2 separate regions of the Homo sapiens genome follow, and region 1 is linked to region 2. Evidence: chromatin loops called from intact Hi-C (ENCODE). Cell type or tissue: heart right ventricle. All regions are shown on one strand. Links, peaks and the distances in the headings refer to the core of each region. The heading gives the core; the rest is flanking DNA. Region 1 overlaps FHOD3 (formin homology 2 domain containing 3). Region 2 overlaps FHOD3 (formin homology 2 domain containing 3).

Evidence for each region. Peaks named below come from ENCODE experiments on the same cell type or tissue, not always from the same donor. Only the 100,000 strongest peaks of a DNase experiment are listed, where the experiment ranks them.
Region 1: a loop joins it to region 2, with 2.6 times the contacts of the local background. A loop is called at or near these places in 6 of 110 quality-filtered maps.

What each region holds. Positions count from the first base shown.
Region 1 is chr18:36,578,031-36,582,425 of GRCh38, forward strand. The region is part of intron 6 of FHOD3 (formin homology 2 domain containing 3); the gene reads left to right. Among named protein-coding and RNA genes, the nearest start is that of TPGS2, 250 kb to the right of the region's middle. In heart right ventricle, for the core only: a CTCF peak has its summit at 2,503; a DNase peak (open chromatin) is centred at 2,431; H3K27ac peaks cover 3,273 bases.
Region 2 is chr18:36,658,219-36,662,613 of GRCh38, forward strand. The region is part of intron 14 of FHOD3 (formin homology 2 domain containing 3); the gene reads left to right. It overlaps LOC105372071 (a long non-coding RNA gene), which reads right to left. Exons shown (of 3, transcript NR_132982.1): 2 at 2,699-2,791; 3 at 2,171-2,345. Among named protein-coding and RNA genes, the nearest start is that of TPGS2, 170 kb to the right of the region's middle. RefSeq lists an enhancer at 3,904-4,063. In heart right ventricle, for the core only: CTCF peaks have their summits at 2,330 (motif pointing left) and 3,987 (motif pointing left); a DNase peak (open chromatin) is centred at 2,285; H3K27ac peaks cover 791 bases.

The DNA of each region.
Region 1 (4,395 bases), core at 143-4,142, 80 kb before region 2:
CATGGTCAGATGGAGTGGGGGATCTTGAGGGCCTGGATACAGAATTTGAACCTGAATTAAACAGGTCACAGAATCAGCATAGCTTTGTAGGGTCCCTGAAAAGCATATTGGATTAATCTGTTCTCACACCGCTAATAAAGACATACCTGAGACTGGGTAATTTATAAAGGAAAGAGGTTTAATGGACTCACAGTTCCACATGGCTGGGGAGGCCTCAAAATCATGGCGGAAGGCGGAGGAGGAGCAAAGGCACATCTTACATGGTGGCAGGCAAGAGAGTGTGTGCAGGGGAGCCACCCTTTATAAAACCATCAGATCTCAGAAGACTTATTCACTATCATGAGAAAAGCATGGGAAAAACCCACCCTCATGATTCACTTACCTCCCACTGGGTCCCTCCCATGACATGTGGGAATTATTACAATTCAAGGTGAGATTTGGGTGGGGACAGAGAACCAAACCATATCACATGTGGTCTGCCCAGACTGTCCCCCATCCCTGTGTTCACTGCCCACCCCCACTAGAGTGAGCCTTTCCAGGCTGCTGTTCACAGTGCTGTGCTCTGCTGGGGAGTCCATCCCCTGGCCCTACCCCTGGAGTCACCTGCCTCCCAAGGATTCTGCTGTCCTTTGGGAGCACTCAGCCCTGGTTTGATTTGGGGAGGAGTATGGTTCTAGTTTTAGGCTGTATCTCCTTCTCAGGCTTCTCAGAATCCTGGTGATTGTGTCCTTGTGTGGTTGGAAGGGCTTTTTCTCTGTGGCTGGCACTGGCATGCGAATCCCCATGGGGTCCCATATCCGTGGGTGACCCTCACATCTTGCCCTCAGGTTTTCTTTTTCTAGTACTTATTGATGAGAGAATTTTTCCCCATTTCAGATTAGAAACAGCTATGCTTTCCCTCAGAAGATTGAAAATCTTTAAAAAAAAATGTTTGGCTTTGTTTTCTATGGAAAATGGAAGTGACTCTGTTTTGAAACTGATGTAGGTGACCTTGGACACTGAGTGAAATGCTGGGCTTTCTAGGTTGCATCAGCCAGACCGAGGGAAGATTTATATCTCATATCCTGTTTCAGTTTTTTCTCCTTTTTCCTTGCTTGTGCTGGGAAGCCTCCCTAACTTTCATGTTCATTTGGAACCTGCTCCCTCCCCAAGGCACTCTGAATGGTCTCAAGGACATAAAAGCTAGGGAGATGGGAAGAGATTTTGCAAGAAAGATTGACTTTTTGTACATGACACAGCTGAATTAAGATATCTTTATGGTTTTATGATGGCCATGATAAAACACCAACAACTTGCCCTATTTCTAAAAGGAAATAAAACCTAACATGCTTACAATAGAAAAACTGACAGTCTGTTAGCTCATCACCAGACAGAGAATAGAGTGAGGGCAAGGTTAGGGAAGGTGGGATGGGTATGGGGAAGAATCACTGTGAGCAGGGAGAGATTACATAGAGAATGCTGTGGTCTGAATGTGCCTCCCTAAATTTTTGTGGTGTAAACGTGATCCCCAATGCAACAGTGTCAAGAGGTGTTTAGGTCATGAAAGCTCTGCTGTCATGAATGGATTAATGCCATTATAAGAAGGATTTGTGGAAGGAGTGCATTTGCTCTCTTTTGATTCTCTGCCATGTGAGGGCACAACCTTCCTGCCCTCCAGAAGATACAGCAACAGGCACCATCTTGGATGCAGAGAGACTGGGCCCTCACAGTCAGTGCCTTGATCTGGGACTTCCCAGCCTCCAGAACTGTGAGAAATAAATTTCTGTTCTTCATAAATTACCCAGTCTCAGGTATTTCTCTTTATAGCAGCAAAAATAGACTAAGAGAGGAAAGGCACAAAGAAAAGAAGAGGGAGAGATAGAAAAGAGGGAGGAGAAGGACCACGGAGGAGGAAAAGAAGAAGAGCAGCAGAGAAAAAAAAAAACAGAAATAACAGAAATGCATGCCATGGCTCAGAGTCTCTGATGTGGCAACAGCATCATATTGATATTACTTTGGAATCATTCTGTAAGGAAAATAAACAATCAGGAAAGAATAAACACACAGGAAAATCTTTATTGCATTTCTAAATAACATGGAAAAATTATAAAATTAAAAAGTTTCAAAAATACATTTGTAGGAATTGTGCTTTCCCAGCCTCCCCATCCTACACGGTGCACTCGGTGTGTGCTTCCTCAGTGGTGGTTCAGGACTCTGGGCTGCCTCTTCAGGGCCTCTGTCTAAGGTGGCACACTCGCCTCCTCCCTAGCCATTTGGGCCGTCAGCACTGGATCTGTGTGGATTTCTGTCTTCATCTTTTATTTTCCCAAAGGCAGGTCTAGAATAGTCTCTGGCTCCTGTGTTCTGCACTGTGCTGGTCATAATGAGGACAAGAGAGTGGAGCCAAGAGTCAGCCTGTGCCTTGGAGTTCACTGTGTTGTTGGAAAGGAGAATTCTGGGGAACAGTGATGCCACAGCCCATCCCACTAACTGTGATGTCACATGAAGGTCTCCTGCCCCCCTGCAGGGTGTGCTCTGTTCTAGGCGAGTTGCTGAAAGTTAACAAAGGCAGTAGCTGCCAAGTTTATTTCCAGTCTACATAGTTCTAATGAGATCACCTCTTATTTACAAAACCAATAGAGTGTCTGCTGATACTCTTCCCTCACCCCCATCTGAATAATGAGAAATTGAAAAGAACAACAGATACATCAACCCAAGACCCTTAGATTTTGAGAAGGAGGCCTCAGTCTCCTCCTTAAACATACAGTTTGGTCAATACAGCTGCAATGGGTTTTCCCCAATTCAAATTAAGAAATCAGCAAAGCCAGGGGCCCTAGCATTTCCTTTTGACAAAGAGTCAGATTTATCTTAACCTGGAAAGGTTACCTTGACATCCAGTTGCCTTTGCCTTATACAGTCACAGAGTTGATAAAGGAAGTACTGGAGCAGAAACATCTTGTCACTGTGTTTTCATAATTCATCATTTTTCTTCCATGAAAGGCAACAAGATGTGATTTTGCAGCCTGCCAGAGGCTCATTATGCAATGCATATTTGCAGATATTTGAGACTCATAGCCAGGGGAGAAAATAATGCATTCGTAGCCAAATAATGACTTTTTAAAAGAAAGAAAAAAGTGTTTTCAATAAAGTGTTTCTTTCTATTTACAAGAGCCAATCTTTAAACTCTCCAGTCAGAGGTAAGAGGCAGATGCCAGGCCCATGACTTATCACAGGATGTGGATTTTTTTCTCTTCATACATCTGGAATTCTAATTAATTGGAGTAAGATGATTCAGTCTATACAGCATGGCCCTTTGTCACCCAGCACAGAGAGTCTGTCTCTTTATCTCTATGGATCCTCTTTTGGCCCAAGGGGAAGGCCTCAGGGCCCTGAGCCTGGCAAACTCTCACCTCCTTGCTGCCTCTTAGGGGTGCCTCAGGGCGCTGGCATGGAAGCTTCCCTGTCTGCATTGCTCTCCAGGTTAGCTTGCCTTGCTCTGTCTAAGTTCCCATCAGCCCCATTGGATCTCATCCTTCCATCTGTGCCCCATATTGCTGATCACAGGTCTCCAGACTTCCTTTCTACTTGTGTGAGGGTGTGCAGGCCTCCCTACTCCTATGTAGGCCTATCTGGAGGAGCCCTGGCCAAGGCCCTCCTTGCACGCACGTACACACACATACATACATGCTCGTGCTCATGCGCTCTCTCTTTCTCTGTCATATACATTAGAGAACCTATGAGCCCACCCGCCAGCCACCCCACCCCCAACACTGGGGACATTGCTGAAAGTTTGTTTAGGACTGCAAAATGAAGAAAAAATAAGTAACGTGGTGTGTAGAATGGAGTGGTGGAGGAGGGGAAATTGACAGGGATGGGAAAGCTGGGTGGGAAGGGTTAGCTCAGTATCACAGCTGTGAGGTGAGAGTAGCAGTGGAAACAGAATAATGAAAAAATAGAGACATTTTGAGGACTAGCCTTCTAGGAGGAGATTTCTGGATATAGGAAAATAAAAGGAATCAAAGGTTGGGGGTCACAGTTTGACTCTGCAGCTAGAAATATGGCAGTGCCAATGGCAGTAGAAGAGTTGGACATTGGGGTTTGTTGGCAAGAAAACTTTGGACACACTGGTTTGGAGATGAAGGAAATATTCCCAAAGAGAGCTAAGTGCCATGGAGCCTGGTGCTCCATGTGCCCCAGGAGACACTGGCTGATGGGCAAGGAGAGGAGATTCGGTGAGCCCTCTGGTCTTGGAGCCACTGGCATGTCACTGTTGTGTGATCTGCTCAGATGACCCAAATATGGGGGTGAGAGCTGAAGACCTTTGTAAGTTACGTAATGTAAATAATAGAATCCTAGCCTTGAAGAGATGGCAATGTCATGTTAAAGGTGTTCCTGACATCATCAGTCCCATTCCTC
Region 2 (4,395 bases), core at 120-4,119:
CAGTCCTCAAGTGAGGGGAATCAATTTGGTTAAGTGTGGTTAAAGGAAAAATATAAATAAAAGACATAACATGAAGTATTTTCCTTTACAGAACATTGTCCGAAGCCAGGAATATTTTCTCTTTCTTTCACACTATTTACTAAGCAAATATTTTATTAGAGGTGATATTTTAATATTAGCGTCTCATCCCCCTACACACTTTCCATAGAAAGTATAAAAATGTCTTCTAAAATATTTGTGTGAATGTTTTGATTCATTCCTTAAAAACTGTTCTAGATTTTACGTAAGCTCTGCAATTTGTTATATACACATCAGTTTTCACCATTGAATGATTAAATCTGTGTAAATCAGAAAGTAGTGGGCCCATTAAGGTGCTGTATAATTAATCCAGGACCTACCAGAAGAGAAAAGAATTGTATGGGTACATGGAAGGAATTTAACTTGGCAAGAGTATTAGACCACCAGAAATTAACTGATTATGACTCCCAGAAGCAAATGATTGCCCAAGGATGTGTTTACAAGGGAAAGGTAAGACCTGTAATTTTAGAACAGTTAGAAAGTTACCCTCACATGGCAAGAGTGCTGAGTTAGAGAAGACTGGTTAGGATTCCAGCTCACTCACTTGGAAGTTATTTAACCCTGAGGGTAAATGCCAATTACACCAACCCATACCTTAGAGGGTGATTTTGATGAGCAAACAAAAGTCCACTCGGGAGTGCTGTGTGAAGCCCACCATGTGTATCTGGTGGAAGCTGTTAGTGTAGGAGATGATAGCATGTAACTTCCAGCAGCTCCTCATTCATCAGGAATCTAGACATGAGCGACATCAGAGATCACTTACCTCAAATCCCAAATTTAAAGCAACCTGCGTTCCACATTTAGATCCTCTTCTATGTGTATTCTGAAGTATGTTTTGCCGAGTGCTGCTGGTGATTGGAGGTTTGGTTGGGTTGAGAGCAGGCAAGACCTTAAGCCCTGGGAGGAAGGGAGGTCCAGTGGGGTTTGCCTAGTCACATGTCACTGTTAACTTCTAAGATGGCATGTAGATCCTACGGTGTCAAGCTCTCAGATTCCACAGTCCAGTGTGGTCCTGGGCTGAGCACACTTGGGCTAAGTTAGGTCTTGATAATAAGGTAACCATTTGATTACCCCGAAGACACCATTACCTGTCTGTAGTTCTGTCCTTTACCCTAGGGCACCTCCTGTTGGGATTAGCTGAAGTTACCTGTAGTCCTGAAAAGGTCACCATACAGATGACCCTTGTCAAATGGGATGTAAGATTTGGGGCCAAAGTGAGTAATATTGGAGTCAGACTGATACGACGTTGCACATCTTGCACCTGCCAAGCTGCCAGCTCCTCAGGGACTAGAACCAGGCTCTGTTCATTGGTGTGTTCCCTACAGTGCCTGGGGCCTGGCAATAGTAGAGCCACAGTAAACACTGATGGAAGGATGGGGTGACTTAGCTGCTCACTGCTTGGGAACACTTTGGAGGTCTGTGAAGTTATAAAGTTATACAGACAGGGGTCCATGTGGCCCACAAGATTACCAAAGCCCTGGGCTTGGATGTTCTTCCCAGGTTCTGAAAGGGAAGCCCCAACCTCTGCCCGCTTTTCTGCCACTGGAATCCCAGGTCCAGGTTTGGGCTAGAAGATCCAGGATCCTGAAGGACTCCTGTCTGTGTCTCCTTCTCTGCCTGGACTGGCTGAAGTGCCCCTGGGGATAAGGAGGGTGGGCAGTTAAACCAGGAATGGTAGAATTGGATCCCAGAGCCTGGGCGCGGTGGCTCACACCTGTAATCCCAACACTTTGGGAGGCCGAGGTGGGCAGATCACGAGGTCAGGAGTTTGAGACCAGCCCAACCAACATGGTGAACCCCCGTCTCTACTAAAAATACAAAACTTAGCCGAGTGTGGTGGTGCACGCCTGTTATCCCAGCTACTCAGGAGGCTGAGGCAGGAGAATCACTTGAACCTGGGAGGTGGAAGTTGCAGTGAGCCGAGATTGTGCCATTGCACTCCAGCCTGGGTGACCGTGAGACTCTGTCTCAAAAACAAAACAAAAACAAAAAAGACTTGGATCCCAGAGTGCCTTGAACATCCTGGGGAAGAGGCTGGACTTTATCCTGAGACCACTGGAGCTGTTCAAGTTTGGAAACAGGAGACAGGAGGCAGGAGGCAACCAATTCTAATTTGTTAGTAGCATAGAACAAGCCACTGGGGTGAGGCTGCAGGAACAAGGGCTGCCGCGAGGCAGTGTCAGAGTCCAAGAGAGATGACCGTGCCCAACATGGCACTGGCTGTGGGACTTGCCAGGAGCAGCAGGTTTGGCAGAGTTGGCTGCCGCCTGGAGGGTAAGAGGAGACGCAAAATGAGTAGAGGTTCAGGCTTGCACGAGTGTATGGATGTTAGAAACAAGGAACTGGGACGATACTGGAAGAAAAGCAAATTGGGTGGAGACTTCCAGCATGGGGCATGGGTGGTCCAAGGAGCCTGTCTGACATCCAGGGAGATGTTCCAGAGGCCCTGGGGAGGTGTGGACTCAGCAGTCCTTGGCTTGAAGAAGGCTCTGGAGTTAAATCCCTCAGAGAGCCTGGCATTGGGATGGGGTCACTGGGGAACAGCAGTGGTGGGATGACTCTCCTAAGTTCCTTTCCTTCTTACAGTACGCTGTTGCTGTAGGAACTTGGTTTTCTTTACCATCACTCTATCCACGAGCGAGTACGGTAGCTTCTAAGAGTCTATCACCTCCTTTACATTTGCTTGTCTTTTTCACTGTCACCTTGTGTGGCTCTGAAAAAACATATGATGAATCATTTGACATATCAGATGTGCAGTTTTATTAAGACCAGGAAGCCACTGGACCTGGCTGTATTACCACTTTACTTATGTTTTGTAAGTGGGGGAAAAAAAAAAAGAAATAAGAGGATCTTCTAACTCCAAATCATACTTGTGCACCATCGCCCAAGAATATTACATCAGTTGCACTTATGATAATAGACATTTTTATATAGTTTGAATTTTTTCTTTGTCATATTTGACAACTGAATTCTTTGGATATCACCCATAATCTAATTTCACCTATGCAAGTATTTTTTGCCCATTAAGATGTGTGATTATTTTTACTGAGGTATATATACTTTAGTAGAATTTGTAAGATTTATGGTTGGTATGTTTTATATATACATATATTATTAAAACCAAAAAGGAACTATATTATCAATAATGGTTACATTTCTGCAATGAGGATGCGCGTCTTCTGTGATCATACCCCTGACTAATAAACATTGTGCCTGAGCCCTGTACAATACTAGGAAGTTCTAGAACTTCATTCCCTTGATTTGGAAACAAGACTACTTCACTGAAGTCCTGGGATAATCAGGCCAACTAAAACACCCTTCAGGCACCTCGGCCCACTTTGGAAATGCAAGTGGACATTGTCATGAGCTTGGAGTTTTCCATTTCTTCCCCAACAAGTATATTCATGTGTTAGATGTTGATAAAACTTGGAATGATAAATTGACATAGGAAGGAAGTGCTGAAGAAACAATATGGAAAATTAAGTCAAGGATATTAAAATGAATCCATCTCCATATCTCCTATTATAGCTTTGTTAATAGGGCTCTCTTTTAGAAATAGAGTAATATTTTCATGAAGTTTGGAACTTAAGAGAAAACAAAACAAAACGAGAAAACCAGAACTATCTGCAAAGGCCCTCAGGAATACAAGATGCAACTGTTTAATGAAAGCAGACTTTTAAAACACTTCACTTTTTGAAAATGTACTTTTTGAGCAGATAATTTCTAAATGTTTTCTTTGTGAAAGAAAATAAAACTACAGGAATATTTGAACTATTTGTGTTCAAGTATTCAAATGAAACAAACAAGCAAACAACCACACCTCAAGCGCATATGTGGTTGTGAGGCTTTGGGAAAGGCCGGGCCCATCCTCTTCCCTTCCCTGTAGTGACATCTCCATCTTGTGGACTTTCTCATCAATGGCGGCTGGAGGCTTGCCTTGTCAATGTGAGGAAACAGTACGCCCAAGCCCTGGGACTGAAGGTACCCTAAGACAGTCCTTGTTCTGGGACTAGAGAGGCCACCTAGAGTAAGCCTATCCTGCACTGTGAGTGCTCAGTGGGAAGAGGTTGTAGGAACCTCAGGCCCATACTTAGGACGCCAGAGAGGATTTCTCTGTGGACATGCTGTGCTGAAACCCAAAGGATCATATGCACTTTAACCATGCATTCTGTTCTCTTTTCCACTTGTAATAATGCCATTGTTTACTATAAATGACACTGACATGGCTGTTTTTCAGATTAATGTCAAGAGCCCTTAGAAGATCTTGGGAATTGTCTTTCTCATAGTTGTCCCAGCAGAGTTCTTCCTACTTCCTGT